Regions from separate parts of the Homo sapiens genome. Here region 2 is linked to region 1. A link is a contact called in ENCODE Hi-C or POLR2A ChIA-PET data. All regions are on one chromosome and are shown on one strand. Each heading gives the region's core, a stretch centred on a gene start or an enhancer-like site at or near the end of the contact. The rest is flanking DNA. Distances are from core to core; before and after follow the strand shown. Region 1 has its middle 260 kb from the start of ZNF608. Region 2 overlaps LOC101927421 (a long non-coding RNA gene).

Region 1 (6,933 bases), core at 1,756-4,255:
CCAGATATGTATTCTTATGTCACCACATCTGAAATTTGACCAAAACCAACAATTAAAAATATCACCAGAGGTGCTGGGGGAGGGAAAAATGGGAAGTAGTTGTACAATGGGGATAGCATTTCAGCTTCGCAAGGTAAAAAAAGTTCTGGAGATCTGTTGTACAACAGAACTACTGAACTGTATGTTTTAAAATGGTTAAGATGTTAAATTTCATGTTATATGTTTTTTAACACAATTAAAATTTTGTCAATATTTAAAAAATACTATCAAGGGGCAAATTTCCCTGGAACTAGGCAAATGGGCTAGGTGGGGTGAATTATCTACTTGCAAAAGCCAGTTTTAATTTATATGTGGCATTTATAGAGAATGCTGGTAAAGCTGCCAGAGGGGTCAAGGAAAACAAGCAACGAGAAGATGATCAATGCCTTTGTCTCCTTGAATAATTTTGATTTGTGCAGAATGTCAGAAATCACCTCTCAGAAAAACCTCTTATCATGAAAAATATGGCTGGAGAATCTATGAAAAACATTACTCCCTAACAAGGCTTATTGATTCTCAACACCATCATTGCTTAAACATTGACAAGGCCAAGTTTCTAAATGTCAGATATGCAACAAGGACTGCTTGGATGAAAGTACAAGAGAGGGAAAGATGACTTGTTGAGCTTGCACTGAGTGCTTTACACGTGATATTTCATTTAATCTTGTGAGGTAGGTACTGTTAATTCCCATATTTCCAAAAGAGGAAATTGGATCTGGGAGGTTAAGAAACTTGTCCTATTTCACCAAGAGAGAACTGACATCATTAGAAATGGAACTCCAATTTAAAGAGTCTGATTCAGTTCAATCTTAATTTTCAGTCTAATCTTAATTTGTTACACCATTCTGGAAAGTCAAAAGTGAAATTGAAGGAGAGAAGTATAACTAGTTTCTCCTGCCAGCTTTCATACTCTATGATGGTTGTCATACTCTATGACGACTCTCTATGAACCCCGGTCCCCAGGACTCTAAGCCAGCCTTCTTGAGTGACCATCTACCCATCACTGAACTGCATTAGTCATTATCTTATAATCCATCCTTTCAGCAACCAATCATCAATATCCTAATTCTTAGGCACAGAAAAGAATCTAACAGTCTAGTGAGAAAGCTGCCTGTATACAAAGGTACCTGTCACAATGGGAGTATGCCCAAGGTTCCATGTGGGAAAAATTAAAACACCAAAATGGAGGAAGGAGTTAAAGGAGAAGGAATAGATGGGATATAGTACCTACAACCAGGGGCAATGAGAATTACAAGTGTGTTTTCCATCTTCCAAGTCCAAGGCCATATCCGAGGTCCACCTCTGAATTTTGTGAGCAAGATTCATAAAATTTTTTGGAAATTAAGCAGTACTTAGCATTTTAATTTTTGCCATATTAGTATCTGACACTGACCAAATGACAGACCAAGAATATTTCTTATTCTGTTATTGAGGACTAAATAGGGTTCTTACTTAGAAATCAGGTTGTTGAGGGGTGGGGAGGTGGTGGCTGGTAACAGGGAGATGGGAGCATAAGACTCTATTATTTGTGAAAATCCAAATTTCTTAAGTAATCTTTGTTGGATATAAACTGACAATGTGACCTTTCCCCTATGCATACTGTAAATGTATAACATGGTAGACAACTAAAGCTTCATTCTTTTGTCTTCTTTCATTATTCTTTCATGAATTGGAAATACATCTTCCAATTTTGTATCATGTTTCATATATAAAACATGACAAACCTTGTAATATATAACCTATATAATATATAACCTTGGAATATATAACCTATATTTTATATAATATTATAATATAAAATAGATATCACATAATTTTCCTACCAACTTAATTAGGCCTCCCAAAAGGATTACCTTAAATACACCAAAATGTGATTTGTTGATCATACTTGGGAGAACAGTTTTAAAACTCCCCGTATTGCCTTGGGCTTTCTTTGGATTTCTTGGGTCTGATTTTCACAATAAGTTACAATAGATATGCTGATGGGGGCCCGTGGAATAGGGAGCATCACTGGACAGATCCAGGCTAAGGAAAGCTTGCATTGCAAGTGGGTGATGCTGAACAACTCTCAGGGGGAAAAACAAGAAGAAAGCTAGAGAGGTTCACCAACTATAATTAGCTCCATTAAATCCCTTTAACTGAATTTCTAACATGCTGTTTAAAGAATGGAAACATTTATGGGAAAAGGTAGCACACCCCTTTTTGGTCACTGTTATTGGATGTAAAAAGCAAACTACATTTACAGGTCCCATGGCTATCAAATCTATTTTCTCAAAACAAAGTTTTCTTAGCATTGTTTGTTATCCAGGAAATTTCACAGCTTTAAGGGACCCAGACTTCAAAGTCAAGGAAGTGAATTTGGGGCATGGAAGACTGGGGGCACCGAGTGAAATTACCCATCAGCATTAAAAAATTACTAGATTTTTTTTTCTGGTCATTTGTTGACCGCAGAGTCAGAATAGCTACATATAATTTTGAAAGCATGCATGTATCTTTTTAAAGACGCATAGATATATTCATTCGCTTTATCATTTCATAAAAAATCTGGCCGATCAGACGAATACTGTTTATCAGTTGTTGATGGAAAGAACCTTCCTTTGCTAAACATTGTGTAGGAACAGCAGCATGACCCTTGGGTCATGGGATAACACTTGTGCACTCATGCTCACAGGGGCCTTTTTTTGTAAGTGGCACCTGCTGTGAGGCTCTCCTTATAAATACTGACTGCCTGCAGCAAATCACATATGTTTTAGGCACTAGAAAAACCGACAGGAAGTAATCACTAAACGAAAGACAGAAACAGTAAGGGGTATGTGGGGGGAGGGGGAGAAAAAAAGCCTCCAGTAACTGTTTGGGGGATGTTTGGAGGAATTAATTTAAAGTGTAGAGTATAAGTAGCCTTGCTGTGCTGCTCAATTTGGCCCAGACCTCAGCTCAGCTTAGCTGAGAAGGCACAGGGCATCTAAGGAGGATGGGACGTCGTTACCTAATATGAGTGGGGGCATCAGGCTGGAAAATCCCTTTCATTAGTTTTGGTAGTTTGAAGTCCTTAACAATTTTAGTTGTTCTTGTTATTTTGTGGCATTTGGGTTTTTCCATTGAACACCTTCCCCATGATTTTAAGTGTGAAAATAAATGCTTTTATTGTGGTGCAAACCTTCCTTATTAGCCAAAGACCACTTCCCTTTATGCTTCCAGGGGACTGCCCCCACCACCTGGTGTACTGAACGTTGGATGTTAAAAAAAAATCATGCTTGAGTTTATCTTGTTTTTACACCAGTTTATTTTGAGTGTATTTCAAAGCCATATAATAACATTATTTTATAGACTTCCAATTAAGTGCTAACAAAGAAAATATTTGTCTACTCTCCATTCCCCCAACAATTTCTGGACCTCATTTCAAAGAGATGCATGTTACCTGAATGTTAATTGCTTTTTTTTTTTCCCAGAGAAACCAAAGCATGTTGTTTGTTTTCAGAGGAGTATTTATATTTAATATGTTTACATTGAAGTCACATTTGCTCTCTTCCTTAAATGACTTCTCTAATAACTATTTTTAGCTTACAATCACATTAACAATCTGCCCCTAAAGAATTCCTCAGTCTTATTTTTTATAATTTTTATTTTAATATTTGACAGTTTCTTTGTAAAAAGGAAAGAGCATTTGAAATAATATTGGGTATTTTGCCAAGTCTGTCAAAGGAGTAACACTTCCACTTTCTCAGCTCCGTCTCATTAAAATTGTATTCTAATTCTGTCTTAACTTGGTCTCGGTGCTTCATAAGTCATTGCCTGCTCATTACTTGTAGTGTGGGAGATGAAATTTATTCAAACCTAATAGCTGAGATAAAGAATGGAAAGGCAGGCAGCTGGCAGAAATGAAATTAGCCTATTTTAGTACTTTTCCGGCTGGATTTTTGCACAGCCACCAGTTATGCCATGTGTCAGTTTGCATTTGTGACACTATCTATGTTTAGTTTATAGATTTCCGTTAGTATGATACTCTTAAAATGAAAATACAGGAGATTCTCCCCTTCCCCCCCCCACCCCGCCTTTTTTTTTTTTTTTTTTTTTTTTGTCTTTGGCATTGAAATGTCACTGAGTATCTGAGTTGATAAACGGGAAAACATGATTTTCTATAGTTTTCTATAATTATAGAATCATTAAAATTGCCCAAGAAAGATTAATTGTTTCATTGTGTTACAATTCATATTGGTATGTCTTACAGAAAAGAACATTAATGACAGAGAGTAAATGTTATACCCTCAGCATGGTTTGAGGGGAAATGGATTTAGAATGTAATGTGACTTACAAGCAATTTCAGGTAGAATACAGGAGGGAGCTACGCTTCTAACCTAAACACTCCATCTCCAGCTTTAAATGTCAAAAGAATACACTGTGGAATTCCTAATTCTGAATATAGAGGAGTATTTGAAGAACATTGTCTAAAAGCATTGTACTTTTCCATTATAAATTGAGTTGTTAAGGAATTATATGGTCTAATTACTAAACTTGGTATTTTTGACTACTTTGATTATGAACATACATTGTCATTAGCTAGATAATTAAATTGACTGCAATAACAAGTCATAATTTAGAAATATGTTTGAAATTACTTTCTATATGAAAGCAAAGTCTTTGTTGATCTATGTATGTGATTAATGTCAAGTGTCACGAGTTAGCTGAGAGATTTCAGTGTAAAAATATGTGCATTTATATAAAAGAAAGAAGTTCATTTATACTCTAATTCTTAAAGTAAACAATGGAGCTTGATATGTGCCTAAATGTAAGTACTGATGGATTTTTTTCTGCTTACTCAAAGAAAATATAGGAAGAAAAATACTTTTCTTAGAAATGTGATGGTTATGTTTAGGTTAGGTTTAACCATTTATGCATACAGTGCAATGTTTACACTCAACCTAGAAACTTTACAAATAATATACTTAGATTTAAATTTAAATAGATAGAACCAGTCAAAGTATTACGTAAGATATGTGGACATTTCTGTCAAACCCACTGTAGTACGAAATTACAAAATATTTTATGTGACCAATAAATTGTGCAGATAAGCAGCGGACCACAGTCATAAACAAACTTGTCTTTGTTGTAGGTATTCTCTGGTAACAGTAGCTGGATTAGAAAGGTGACCTTCTTGAGAGCATTTAGCATGGTGGATTTTTATTTGCTTTTTATGTCTTTAGCATTGTGAAATTTTGTTCGCGGTTTTTGTAAACCATCTAGCAGAAGAGTAGGTCAAGTTATAATCTAGGACTAAACTAGAAATCAATAGACCATACAAGGCTAAGCCCTGGTATGATTTAATAAATTCGGTCCAATGAATTATGTAATAAATAAACTATGCAGTGTGTTTGTTTGTGTGTGTGTGTGTGTGTGTGTAACGTAAGTAAATGTCAAATACCAAACTGATGTGGATGTAAACAATTATATATAGGGTTTGTTCCTAAATATGTATTTCTGGATTTCCAGATATACAGCAATCATATGCTATAACTAATATACCCAGATCCATTCGAACTCCATCTGTATCCTTTCTCTTCCCCATCTTCGCCACTCCAGGCACTCGGAATGCACACATATCCCAGTCCTATTGCTTATATAGCCTCTATCAAGCAAATAAAACATAACAGTAATGTGAAAACTGATTTGTTACTCAACTAGAATATTTTTGATGCCAAGCTTGGGTCTACATCAATTTCAAATTTGCAATTTGGGACTCAGAAATTGACAGACTAATGGGCTCTGTCAAGAAACATACTAAAGAAATGTAGCATATGTTCCTACAAAAGACTTTGATCTATATTCTCATTAACAAAACATTTTTCCTTTTTTCAGGCTATGAGAATCTGGTTGCCAATTATACTTAAATTATTATGTTTGGCCCCTTGATTCTTTTATCAACTGGATGTCTTCATAGAAATAACAGCTGCATGAGCAGCACTTTTTCAAAGCAACAAGGAAAGAATCTATTCCCACCCCAGAGTCCCACATTAGCCAGTTCCTTCTCACCAGAGAGGAACAAAAAATATCTACAGAGGCAATGAATAAGAGAGGAAAGGGCTATTATAGATCTATTGTTAGTATAATTCCCTGCTGTGGCCACTGGTCCTTGAGGTTGTGTTCTTTGCTAGGGACTACTGGTTGTATCTGTCCTTTATGGCTGGTGGTAGTGGTTCAAATCTATTTAGCACTAATGGCTGCGGCAGTCAGTGTCAAGAAATTTGGTTGATGACTCAGATTTTGAACTTACCCTCTTCTCTCTTGACATTCTGAGTTCTTCATATTTCAACAATAGTTGCATACCTTCTCATGAATGCCAGCCACATTAAGGCATTTGTGGTATCAGATCTCAAATCTCAGATCTGTGGTATCAGAGAAAGCAGAAGTTTCATTGGACTATTACCACATTATTCTTATGAATAGGCATACCCACACCCCCTCCCATTAGCTTTAATGCATACAGCATAAAACATTATGTATCTGCTTCTCATCACTCTCTGGATCTTCAAAAACTGTTTGCCCTTCTAAATATTTTTTCTTGTCCACTTTTTTTACTTTTATATTTCATTTTCTTTGGATATGATTTTATCTTTCTTTAACTAATTCCAATGTTTGAATCAACTATTGCAATCATAAAAAGTGCCCTAAATCTAAAGATTTTCATGCTCTGAGAGTCCTGATTCAGCATCAGACCTACTAACTGGCCTCTGTCTGTGAAACCTGAAAGGATCTCAAAGAAGTAACTGATTTCTAATCAACAAATACATACCCTCTTCAAAGGCAACATCTCCTCCCAGCTTTTAGAATTTAACATCCAGTATCCTCCCACATTTTTACTCAACCTGGCCTTCCAATCTATTTCTTCTATGTCTCCTT
Region 2 (6,933 bases), core at 2,633-5,132, 38 kb before region 1:
GGAGGTATGATTTGAGGTGAGGTCTAACAATGCCAGTTAAGAACTTTCTCCAGAGGTTTCTTAGGTGAGCACTACTTTACCAAGTTAAGTCCCCATGACATTCCAGTGTGTTTGAAGCAAACCTTTGAAGAGAAAAGCAGCCAGAACCCTAAACGGATGCCCCTCCTATTCCACCCTCCATCTCTACCCCACTTCATAACCCTGGGGCCAGCCCATTCTCTGCCTCCTTCCCTGAGGGCAGAGTGACTAGTTCAAGCACCCCGATGACTCCCTTTCTTTCAAACATTAAAGAGCTTATACTTATCTAGAGTTTTAAATTTACAGTCCTAGATGGGCAGTCATCTTACTCTCTTTATGTCTATGTAAGTGAAATCAGTTTACTAGAATGTAACTTTGAATTGGAAAGATAGTTTTTCTGCTAATGTGTGGAAATGGAAACCCTGAGCTAAGTTTTTTCAATTCTGAAAAAATGAAAATAATCTCTTCTGGGCAATAACGGATCAAATTCAGGGCTGGCCTATCCCCAGGCCCATCTTTCTTTCTCCTCTGGGCCTCTATTTTCTAGTGTCTGGTTCGCATGCCACTCTGTGTCCCATCAGCTTCTGTGCAGGTATAGGTTGCCCACCTGGACTTAGATGTGAAATTCTCTCAACCTGGTATTCATCAAACTCTGTTGTTCGCATACAACCACAGGCCTCCTACAGCCTGCTGGTCCTCTCAGCACTTCTGAGCCCCCACTGGGACTCAGGAGCTTGCACCCACCTTCTCTGCACTGCTCTGGGCTCATAGTGAGGCTGTCCTTGGGACTCCCTGACTAAGTGCCTGCCTTAGTCATTGGCTACTGTCATGACAATACCAGCTGCTCCAGTACCAGATTGGCCTTGAGGATAGCTTAGAGCAGGGGCACCAAGTCTGTAGCTCTCAGATTCTACCAAATGTATCTAGGTGTTTCCTTCTCTCTGTCTCTCTCTGTCTCTCTCTCCATGCTCACAGCTCTCTGGGTTTTGGTGTCTGCTCTCTCAAGCTACAAATTTTGGGAATACTAAACACTCTGTCTCAAGCACCTGCTCTTTCACATACGAAACACTTTATTTTCTTGACTATGAACTCTAAATTATCTGGTCAACATTGGAGGATGCTAATAGTGAACCAACTCATTATTTTTAGAAGTGACAAATAAGGTATATAAAAAATCAGCATTTATTTTGCCTTCTTCTATGGTGTGCACCACAATAACCAAATGATAAGTGGATGGAGAAAACATGATCTTTATAAAAAATATTCCAGCTTATAAATGAAGAAGAAATGTTAGAATTACAATATCACCAGTTTGCAACCTCTATAACAGAGGACATTAACAGCCACAAACACCAAAAAGAGAGAAAACCAGACAGTATGGTATGTGCCTATTGTTGGAAAAACCCACCACTTCCTATATTATTGCCAAAACTCACTGAATAAGTAAATGAATAAATCCGATCAATCTCTACAGTCAATTTATGAAAATGCAAAGCATAGTGTAACACAGGTACCTACTCTTCAAGGATATGATCAGAAAAACCTGGATGGCAAAACTGCAGGACAAACTTGTTTCTTCAACAAATAAATTGCAAAGAAAAAAAGAGAGAAATGGAGGGGAAATCTATAGAATAAAAGATATTTAAAAGACATATTTGCTAATCTTATTGTTCAGGTCATGTTTGGATCCAGGATTAGAAAAAAAAAAAAAAAGGTGTAAGAAGGACATGACATTTACAAGAAAATATTTGATTTGATGTTGACGATATTAAGGAATCGTTGCTATTTTGGGGGTGTGATGATTACTTTGTATTTGCATTAAAGCAAAAGAGTCCTTGTCTTTTAGAGATGTATACTAAAATACAGTTGTCCCTTGTTGTCCCTGGAGAATTCATTCCAAGACGCCCACAGATACCAAAATCTACAAATGCTCAAGTTCCTGATATAAAATAGTGTAGTATTTGCATATAACTTACTCACATCCTGCTGCATACATTGAGTCATCTCTTGATGATTTACATTTAATACAATGTAAATGCTATGTAAATAGTTGTATTGTTTAGGGAATGACAAGAAAAAAAATCTGCACACGTTCAGTATAAATGCAACCATCTTTAACAAAAAAAAAAAATGAATCTGCGGTTGGTTGAATCCACAGATGTGGAACTGATGGATATGGAGGGCCAACTATACTTAAAGGTAAAACTACTTGATACCTGGGATATGCTTCAAAATAACAAGGGGCTAAATGCAATGTAGTATCTTGGATTGAATTCTAGAAAAGAGAAAGAATTTTAGTGGTAAAACTGGTGAAATAGGAATAAAGTCTAGATTTAATTAATAGTTTCACATCAATACTAACATATTCATTCTGACAAACGTACCATGGAATCGTAAGATAGGGAGACATAGGTAAAGAGTATGTGAAAATTGTCCTATCTTTGCAACTTTTCCATAAATCTAAAATTATGCCAAAATATGAAATTTATTTTAAAAGCAATGAGAAGAGAGAAGTGGATGCAGGTGTAGATGGGACAGGATTCACCAAGGATGAATGGTTGTTGAAACTGGATGGCGAGTATAGAGGATTACTATACAACTCCACCTACTCTTGAGTGAGTTGTAAATTCTCCATAATAAAGTCACGTAAGTTAAAAACATTATGATATTTTCTATAGACTATTAAGAGCCTACACAGACCTTTGGAAGCCAGTAATTTGACACTTTGCTCTCTGTATCATTTCTGCCATCAGGGCAGTGGTGCCTAAAGAGTAGGGCAAAGGGCAGGAGCAGAAAGAATTGGAAAACAGCGGAGTTAAATATCACCCAGCTACAATCACTCGCTTCTTTTCTTATTAGACCCCAAATTATTTCTTCCTTTATATTTTAAAATCTTTTTTCACCTGTATTTTTATCGCATTTTAGATCTCTTCTAGCACCATGTGCCCATCTAGGCATCACTTGGTGTAAGGTCCCCACTGCAATATAACGAACAACCACAGCGTATTAAGCAAGCTAGAAGCATATTTCCCTACACACAAAATAAGTCTGGAGGTCAGCAGGCCAAGACTGTCAAAGCAGCTTCATGGAGTTTTGGATGACTCAAGCTCCTGCCTGTCCCCTACTCTTAGATTCCTACGATGGCAGCCTGGTCACCACACTTACAAGATAGCTTCTAGAGCACACCCACATTCCAGGCAGCAAGAAGGGAGGTCAATCCACTTCTCTTTAAGAAAATCTCCCAAAAGTCCTACATATTTCTGCTAACCTTTCACTGACTAAAACATACCCACACAGCCACTCCTGGCTGCAAAGTGGAAATGTAGAAAATGGTCTTTTAATTATACTCTGGCTGTCCTCTACAAAAACAGAGTCCTATTACTGAAAAAGGAGAACGAAGTGGATGTTGGGTAGAAAATTAGCAGCCTCTGCCACAATCAGTCGTGGGAAAAATCTGAACATGCAGTGGCAGAGGAGTCCAACCATGACTTATGCCCAAATTAATTATCCGGCTAGTGCAATCAGCAAAGATCTGGAAGTATCTGTCATCCCACATACGCTGCTGGCTGGTTTATGTTGATTGGTTTGACTGAAAGTTAAAAGTAGAAAACTGCCTGTTCGTTCACCCTTCACAGCAAGATATCATCTATCTACATCAGACGCCAATATATGTGCATTTGTGTCAGCATCATGTATAGTACTAGATACGCCTGCTGTGACTATAATGTCCTTTAAACCTAAAATGGAATCATTATAGATTCCTCCTGGCAGCCCTCTTGAGTCTCTGGGAGACCTTCTGGCCTCCTGGCCAGTCTCCAGAGAGATTCCTGTCTGTCTGCCCGGGAGGAGACACATTCTGGGCTGCCTGCCCACATTCTAACCTGCTGCTCACACGGGTAGAGAGCTGTGTCTATTTGGGTCAGTCCTTCCAAATGATTATTCTGTTGCCTTTAGGTAAGTTCACTTGAATGTCCCACACATACCAACTGTGCACACCACATGTTTGAAAGCCAGTTGCCCAGTAAAAGCAATGAAGTATGTTGGAAAAAGCATCTGAAATATGAGACTGAGAACCAAGCTGGAGCTCTTTTTGGTCCTGGCAGTGAAAGCTTAGGAAATTCACTTAGGCTCTCTAAGCCTCAGTTTCCTCATATGCCAAACAGAGATATTGCTACCACCTCTACTTTCCTTGCAAATATATTGCAAAGCTCAGTTACAATGAGATATTACATGTCACAGTGCTATACTTTACACCAAAAAGAGGTTAATATTATTCTTAATCTAGTGAAAATGTGAGTCATTGAAAAAAGAAGAGAAAAACAAGAAACAACAATAATGTAGCTCAAGCTCATTTGACCAGGGTCAACACAAAGAAATATAGTAACTAGTGCCAAATCTGCAGGATATAAAGAATATAGAGAGACAAAAGAATATAAAGAGACAAAAGGATCAGTGAAATTATATCTGCCTCAGAAATGATAGATTCTAAATGACTTCTCTCAGGAAGTAAACTTACAACATTCTTCGAGCCACCATTTCCATTTATTATCAGCCATTCTTCCCATGGAACATCAGTTCAAAGAGGAAACCTATTGTTAAATACTCTGTTCTCCTCCAACTGAAAGGGTGAACTATGTTTTATTTCTTTTAACTAGTCACCTTTAAAATTCAGCAAGATTCCTATCTCAGCAGCAAAGACCCAAAACTCTCACATAAAATTTTACTGCTCAATACCATCAGCTAGGGTCCATTTCCATTCATGAATATAAGCCTTTGGGCACAAGTATGTAAGTAGTTACATAAACATAAATTCATTCAGGGAGATAGGTGACTTCTGTAGGTGTGAATGTACATGTGTATGTAATTCGATATATTGGAGCCTCTAGAAGGTTCATAGTTTTATAGAGACATCAACAAGAAGTAATTTTAAATCCTTTAGTTTTTGTCAAAAGAAGGAGCTTTAGTTTATGCAACATAAAATTAGAATTGCTTTTACTTGCTACCAGTTTAATATCAACATTTTTATCCAGAGTTAGACACAAAGCTAAACTGCTGGGATTTGACATAACAAAACTGCTCTCCATATGTGAACCAAAAGTCACTTGGGATCTATCGGCCAATTAAGACTCTTTGCTCAGATCTAACTTTAGAGGGTGACTTCTGTCAAGAGCTAAGGAAGAACACAATTCATTATGACTGCAGAACTCAGAGAAGTCAAGAAGCAGATTCACTGGACATTTGTAAACTTTTCCTGTGACCCACAGCTAGAGCAAAGTACCTCTTAATTGTGAATAATTTTTCCTGATAAAAGTTTCTCACTCCTTTCTTAAATCTGGAACTTCCCTTTCTTGGAAAGCACCCATACACACATAACAAAAGGAATTCATTCCAGATGTCCAAGAGGCTTTGCATGTCAGGGTCTGGCTTTCCTGGTTGCAAAGGGAAATTTTGGCAGGTGGTCATAATGGTATTTTGTCCCTCTCAAACTTGCTGCCATCAAACCACACTGTAAAACTCAGCTGGTTTACATTTGTATAATTTTTGCCTAACAAAGGGAGGAAAAGACCACAAGAAAATTAGCTGAATACTCACCAGATCACAAGGCTGAAACACAGGTATAGGTAAATTCATCCCTAAGAGTTTTATCAGTGCTGTGTTCCCAGAACTGTTCCATGCTGTGTGGAGGAAACAAAAGTAGGAAACACTGTCCTAAGTCTTGAGAATTTAAAATGACTTACTAGTGACAAGGTTAATCAGAATAAGAGTGCCACTGTGCTCCCATAGTACCCTGCATAAAGCATCACTGCACATACTACTCGTTATAATCAACAGTTTGTGTGACTGATGTCATCCACCATGTCCAGCCCCCAACAAGAAGCATGGCATATCTGTCATAGTAAACACAGAGCCCAAAGCATATTCGAGAAATGCTAACTCAGTGAATGCAGGAAACAACAGTAGAAAAAATTAAAGAGATGTGAGAGCTGTAGGGATTCAAAATGCAGTCAAACATGAGCCCATTATGTTTCTGGGAATTATCAAGTGTTAATATTTTTTATTCTGCTAATAAGGCATCTCTTCATATTCCTAAGAACCAATTTGAATTTTTCTGCCCTTAATTGTACTACACACTGAGAAACAACAGCTACTATGCTAGAATATATAACCTTTAGTCTGGAAGTCCATTGTTAAAAAGCAGGTATTATCTTACTGCAGAAGAAAGGGAGAAGAGATACTAAGAGTGATGAAGCTGATTTCATTGCTGTGTTTTGTTGACAGTGTATTCCCAAGGGGAAAGGCAGGCTTGCTGGGGGCGGGGGCGGGGTGGGGGGTGGTGGGAAGCGCTCAAACTTAGGTGAAGGCGGGAGATTCTTTTTTTTTTTTTTTTAAGTAAATTGTCTTATTCTGTACAAAGCAGTTCAGATAAAACATCTGCTTATCTGCTTACTACATTATAAACAGTGTTGAGAGTCCTAGACCTTCACTGTGACCCAATTATTCAGCATTCTCAGTGTAAAACACTGTTTATAAGAGAACTTCAATAAATATCATCATGCGAAGGGTAGTTGTATGGTGAAATAAGTTTAGGAAACACTAATTACCATATCTCCCTCCTTAGATTTGCAATGTACCTTTATATTGTAAAGAAAATTGTGTTAGTTTACTTACTCGGGGTTTTCCCAAAATTATTTGCCTATGAGCTCATTATTCACAAAGTAGATTAGAAAACACCATTCTCAGAGCCCTGCGTTGACTGCTGTCTAACTTTTCTTTCAGTGCTAAATTCTGTTATCATCTTAGGCCAACATTCTCTCACTTTTTAGAAATCATAGCTAAAATTTGGGTACATATTACTACTCCTAAAGAACGTAAGAACTGAGTTCTAAAGATTGAAGCTTAGCAAGAGTCCACCCT

Evidence for each region. Hi-C counts contacts between places; a loop is a spot of excess contacts on that map. ChIA-PET counts read pairs that join two places held with the same protein, here RNA polymerase II (POLR2A).
Region 2: a map of IMR-90 shows a loop between it and region 1 (9-fold over the local background). The contact joins two enhancer-like sites. A Hi-C loop is called at or near these places in 3 of 168 maps with a recorded cell type or tissue (Caco-2, IMR-90 and PC-3) and 1 of 37 single-sample maps with no recorded cell type. POLR2A ChIA-PET finds 5 or more read pairs at or near these places in 4 of 52 experiments (K562, OCI-LY7, activated CD4-positive, alpha-beta T cell and 1 more).

The regions. Positions count from the first base shown.
Region 1 is chr5:125,002,388-125,009,320 of GRCh38, reverse strand. No RefSeq gene overlaps it. Among named protein-coding and RNA genes, the nearest start is that of ZNF608, 260 kb to the right of the region's middle. RefSeq lists a silencer at 2,700-2,749 and an enhancer at 5,714-6,472. Within about 2 kb of position 3,005, at least 3 of the 41 ENCODE cell types and tissues checked have a DNase peak (open chromatin) inside an H3K27ac peak, as active enhancers do.
Region 2 is chr5:125,040,917-125,047,849 of GRCh38, reverse strand. It overlaps LOC101927421 (a long non-coding RNA gene), which reads right to left. Exons shown (of 6, transcript NR_109882.1): 2 at 5,611-5,693. Among named protein-coding and RNA genes, the nearest start is that of ZNF608, 300 kb to the right of the region's middle. Within about 2 kb of position 3,882, at least 8 of the 41 ENCODE cell types and tissues checked have a DNase peak (open chromatin) inside an H3K27ac peak, as active enhancers do.